Linked DNA regions of Homo sapiens: region 1 is linked to region 2. A link is a contact called in ENCODE Hi-C or POLR2A ChIA-PET data. All regions are on one chromosome and are shown on one strand. Each heading gives the region's core, a stretch centred on a gene start or an enhancer-like site at or near the end of the contact. The rest is flanking DNA. Distances are from core to core; before and after follow the strand shown. Region 1 holds the start of EFCAB10 (EF-hand calcium binding domain 10). Region 2 has its middle 59 kb from the start of SRPK2.

Region 1 (2,700 bases), core at 172-2,671, 130 kb after region 2:
GCCTCCCAGGTTCACGTGATCCTCCCACATCAGCCTCTTGAGTAGCTGGGATTATAGGCACGCACCACCACGTGCAGCTAAGTTTTTTTATTTTTAATAGAGATGGGGTTTTGCCATGTTGCCCAGGCTGGTCTATGAACTCCTGAAGTCAAGTGATCTGCCCACCACAGCCTCCCAGAGCGTTGGTATTATAGGCGTGAGTCACCGCCCCCAAGGAGCTTCACGAATAGCTGGGATTACAGGCATGCGCTACCACACCCGGCTAATTTTTTGTATTTGTAGCAGACACGAGGTTTCACCATGTTGGCCAGGCTGGTCTCAAACTCCTGAACTCAAGTGATCCACCCGCTTCGGCCTCCCAAAGTACTGGGATTACAGGCCTGAGCCACTGCTCCTGGCCTATTTTTTATTTTTATTTTTATTTTTGAGATAGGATCTCGCTTTGTCGCCCAGGCTGCAGTGGCGCCATCTCGTGCCCGGCCTTTTTTTTTCTTTCTAATATTTGTTTTAATACTTTAAAACAACTAGCAAGAACTCTGTCTCCTATACATGATATTGGTTGGGTGTTTTTTGGCAAAATTGGAATGTTTGGTATTTCCACTTCCTTACACAGAAGCAAATGGACAATTTTGGCATTTCGGACGCTCCATATGGAGGTCGGCAAATTACAATTCTGCACCCTGGGGAGGACATAAAACCATTTTCACCTAAATATAACTTTTAAATGACACACCACTCCCAAATTACAAAACGATTCAAATTTTGTAGGGGGTTCAGATGTGTAAAAAAAGTCAGGAAAAGCGATCCCCTCTAGAACATCTTCTATCCTACCCTATCAATTGTTTAGTTGCCAGATTAAAAACTTTGGCCGTGCGCGGTGGCTCACGCCTACAATCCCAGCACTTTGAGGCGCCGAGGCGTGCAGATCACCTGAGGTCAGGAGTTCGAGACCAGCCTGACCAACATGACGAAACCCTGTCGCTACTAAAAATACAAAAATTAGCCATGCATGGTGGCGGGCGCCTGTAATCTCAGCCACTCAGGAGGCTGAGGCAGGAGAATCGCCCCTGAGAATCGCCACCAGGAGGTGGAGGTTGTAGTGAAATGAGATCACGCCATTGTACTGCAGCCTGAGGGACTTTTATTGAAGGCCGCAGAGTTAATCAACAGCAGAAGGGCTCACGTGGCTGGGAGGCAGTGGAAAGCGAATGTGTAAGAGGGGGGTTTCGTGTGGGAAGCGAACCCCACATGGAGGTATGGCTGTACCGGGGCATGGGGGCCCTTACCCGGCCGAAAGAAAAGGAGGGCGCTGGTGAGGTAGCTAACCACCTCCTTGATCTGATGCTTTTCCAAATACTCCGCGGCTTGGAGCTCCCTGCTGCTGGTCTCCATCGCTCCGCGTCCCGCTGTTGCTAGGCGACTGCCTGGCGTCTCAGCCGTGCGACTCTGTCTCCCTCTACCCGGCGCGGTCACGTGACACGCCTGACTGCCCTGTGGCTGCGACCCGGACCTGGAATTTCTAGAGCTCACGGTTCAGGGCAAGCCTGGGGCATGTAGCAGGGCAGAGAGGGCAGGTGAGGTGTGGACCAACGTCACTGTCCGCGATCCAGGCTTAGGGCTGGGCCCAGGTGCCTTTTTCCATCTCTCTCTAGCACCTAGCTCGGTACTTGTTGATCCAATGATTAACAAGGCTTGAAGTGCTGGCATCACAACTCAGCATGAACTAATAACAGAAGGAACTTGTGCAATTTTGAGGGTGCCCAGTGGAGAGTTCTTTTTATTATTATTATTTAAGACCTTTATTAACAGGTGCTTGCAGTTTGTTGACTTTTTTGAAAAAATCAAGTTGTAAACTTTTATTACAAATTAAAAATAAAGTGCTTAAAAATCTCATCTTGACCAGATATGAAACAATTTAAAAACCTTTAAAGGCGTATTGAGAAAAACAAGGCTTTTTAAAAAAAACACGTTTGTTATTACCAAAAAGAGACATATTTAGGTAAAAATAATAAAAACCCCATGCTGCATAGATAATGCAGATAGTTCTATTTATCTGGTCAACGGGCAAAAAGCAAGCACTTAAGGTCTTCAGCTCCAATCTTTTGTTCATTTCTTATTGCTGGAATTTCATATTTCTTCTTGTTGGATGACTAAACCGGATGATGGTAGAGATGGTAAGCCGGCATTTACTCAGCCCCGCCCTGCTCAGCCTCGGGAGCAGACGAATTCTCAGCTGGTGGATTGGCTGATTTTGTCTCTTTGCCATCTTGTGATTTAGGGTTTTCTGGGCATCTGCGTTGGTAATTGAAGTTGCTGCGGTACCGACGTTGAGGTGGCTGCTGACCCTGGGTCTCATCTCCTTGATTTTATCTTCTTCATTGCCGTACTCTCTAGGCTGTCTTTGGCAAGGAGGGCCCCTGCGGAATCGTGGTCTATATCCCCGATACATATTCTGCCTCACTGGTCTACCTTGTTCTCCTGCACCCTGGTTGTCAGCACCCTCCATCACTTCTCCCTGCACAGGAGGGCTGGAATACTGTGGTCGACACCCATAGGGTCTCCGCATGTAGTAAGGTGGGAACCTTTGCCTGCGGTAGGGCCGGCATTGTTGGGCCTGGCCTTCGGGAGCATTCTCCGATCCCTCGGTCTTTTCCCCACTCTCACTGTTCTGGTAATTTTGCTGGTAATTGCGTGGAGGAC
Region 2 (2,700 bases), core at 167-2,666:
AACCTCCGCCTCCCAGGTTCAAGCAATTCTCCTGCCTCAGCCTCTTAAGTAGCTGGGACTACAGGCACCCGCCACCATGCCTGGCTAATTTTTGTATTTTTGGTAGAGACGGGGTTTCACCATGTTGGCCAGGCTGGTCTCAAATTCCTGACCTCAGGTGATCCACCTGCTTTGGCCTCCCAAAGTGGTGGGATTACAGGCGTGAGCCACCGTGCCTGGCCAGCAATTTTTTTTTTTTTTTTTTTTGAGACTGAGTCTCGCTCTGTTGCCCAGTCTGGAGTGCAGTGGCGCTATGTCAGCTCACTGCAAGCTCTGCCTCCCAGGTTCCCGCCATTCTCCTGCCTCAGCCTCCCAAGTAGCTGGGACCACAGGCACCTGCCACCACGCCTGGCTAATTTTTTGTATTTTTAGTAGAGACGAGGTTTCACCATGTTAGCCAGGATGGTCTTGATCTCCTGACCTCGTGATCCACCCGCCTCGGCCTCCCAAAGTGCTGGGATTACAGGCGTGAGCCACCATGCCCAGCCAGCAATTTTTTAAAGTAGTGAAAAATTCACATGGTAAGAGAGGAGAGAAAATGAGTTATTGCTCCAAGCACAGATGACAACTCCTGGAAGACTGGGCCCAAGTTCTGGAGGGAAGATGATCCTACTTGGCATCACTTCGTCTTCCTACCTCTGTGGACAGCCAATCCCACCCAGATGGGACTGTGTACAGGCTTCTTCCTTAGCCTGCAACAGTGGGAACTGATGGTGCTGTGATGGGTCCACAAGGAGACATGTGCAATGGAGTTGATGACAATGTTGTTTAGGGTGATGAGGAGTTAGAGGCAAATCTGATGTCCATCCCTGGAGCTCCGTGTAGTCCACGTGTGATGGGTGCACTCCATGGAGTACTCTGCAACAGTTAGCATTGAGGGATTCTCTGGAGAAAGCTGAGGTCCGGAGGAGGGATGTGGATCTCTGAAGGTCTCTGAGCAACAGTCAGTGGCAGGGCCAGGACTTCAGCCTGTGCATTTTGACTCCTGGTTTGACGTCCTTTCCTCTTTATCACAGCAGCCTCCAGTGCTTTATTTACTTTTGGATTTTCACCTTTTGGAGTTATCCACATCATGACTTCCTCCTAATTAATGTGCAGGGGTCCTAAGAAACCAGGATGGCACAGGAAAGAAACAGACTTTAGCTCCACTTTATTAGACAGATATTATTATTAGAAAAAAGGATCAACTAAGACTCTATCATCTTTCCAGCTAATGGAAGGTGGCTAACTCGTTAAGTGGAATGACTCTGTGTCAGCTTGACGAGCAAGTTTTTTGGTAGTGAAACATTTGTCTAGGCCAAAACAGGTAGTAAGATCTTCTATGTTGAAAATTAATTTTGTAAACAGGAAGAGAGAAATGTAGAAAACAGGATGAATGTGGCTAGTAGAGAACAGACGTGGGTGCTGGGCTAAGGAGAGTTATGTTCCCCATTTGCAGCTCTCAGAGGGTGCAGGTGGAGTTGAACTGAGCTGAAACAAAAGCGTTCCCAAGTGCGCCTAAGTGGTTTTTTTTGTTGTTGTTGTTGTTGTTTGTTTGTTTTGAGACGGAGTCTCACTCTGTCGCCTAGGCTGGAGTGCAGTGGCGAGATCTTGGCTTACTGCAACCTCTGCCTCCCGGATTCAAGAAATTCTCGTGCCTCAGCCCAGCAAGTAGCTGGGATTACAGGCGCCCACCACCACGCCCGGCTAATTTTTGTATTTTTAGTAGAGACAGGGTTTCACCATGTTGGCCAGACTGGTCTTCAACTCCTGATCTCAAGTGATCCGTCTGCCTAGGCCTCCCAAAGTGCTGGGATTACAAGTGTGAGCCACCGCTCCTGGCAGTGCCTGACTATTTTCATCCTGTAAAGTTATGGTTGTGAATTCTTGCGCTTAACCCTGAGCCCTCCCAGTCATGAAAATCCATTTTCAGATGGTTACTGTGGACACTGCAGCAATCTAGTTATTATGGACACCATAGGAACTTAGTTTAGAAACAAAATTTCAATAAAGAATAACTCCTACAGCCTTTAAAACCCAACCCTCAGCTGGGCGCAGTGGCTCACGCTTGTAATCCCAGCACTTTGGGAGGCCGAGGCAGGCAGATCACGAGGTCAAGAGATCGAGACCATCCTGGCCAACATGGTGAAATCCCGTCTCTACTAAAAATACAAAAATTAGGTGGGCGTGGTGGCATGTGCCTGTGGTCTCAGCTACTCGGGAGGCTGAGGCAGGAGAATCGCTTGAACCCGGGAGGGGGAGGTTGCAGTGAGCCAAAATCACGCCACTGTACTCCAGCCTGGTGACAGAGCAAGACTTTGTCTCAAAAAACAAAACAAAACAAAAACCCAACCCTCAAGAAAGTAAAGATAGGCCAGGCTCAGTGGCTCAAGCCTGTAATCCCAGCACTCTAGGAGGCCGAGGCAGGCAGATGGCTTGAGCTCAGGAGTTCAAGACCAGCCTGGACAACATGGTGAAACCCCATCTCTACCAAAAATACAAAAATTAGCCTGTAGTGGTGTGTGCCTGTAGTCCCAGCTACTTTTAAGCCTGGGAGGTTGAGGCCTCAGTGATCCGTGATCGTGTTACTACAGACAGCCTGAGCAACAATGAGATCTTGTCTCAAAAGAAAAAAAAAAAAAAAAGAAAGTAGACAACCCATGGAATGGGAGAAAATATTTG

The links. A loop is a pair of places that touch in the nucleus more often than their neighbours do. ChIA-PET counts read pairs that join two places held with the same protein, here RNA polymerase II (POLR2A). Pooled maps may share reads with other maps.
Region 1: a loop to region 2 is called in a pooled map, with 1.8 times the contacts of the local background. The contact joins the promoter of EFCAB10 here to the enhancer-like site in region 2. A Hi-C loop is called at or near these places in 2 of 168 maps with a recorded cell type or tissue (HepG2 and K562), 28 of 37 single-sample maps with no recorded cell type and 7 of 50 pooled maps. POLR2A ChIA-PET finds 5 or more read pairs at or near these places in 1 of 52 experiments (SK-N-SH).

The regions. Positions count from the first base shown.
Region 1 is chr7:105,580,072-105,582,771 of GRCh38, forward strand. It overlaps EFCAB10 (EF-hand calcium binding domain 10), which reads right to left and starts at 1,422. Exons shown (of 5, transcript NM_001355526.2): 1 at 1,287-1,422. The coding sequence starts at 1,392. It also overlaps the pseudogene YBX1P2. RefSeq lists enhancers at 814-1,326, 1,327-1,837.
Region 2 is chr7:105,446,940-105,449,639 of GRCh38, forward strand. No RefSeq gene overlaps it. Among named protein-coding and RNA genes, the nearest start is that of SRPK2, 59 kb to the left of the region's middle. RefSeq lists an enhancer at 1,230-1,349. Within about 2 kb of position 1,417, at least 2 of the 41 ENCODE cell types and tissues checked have a DNase peak (open chromatin) inside an H3K27ac peak, as active enhancers do.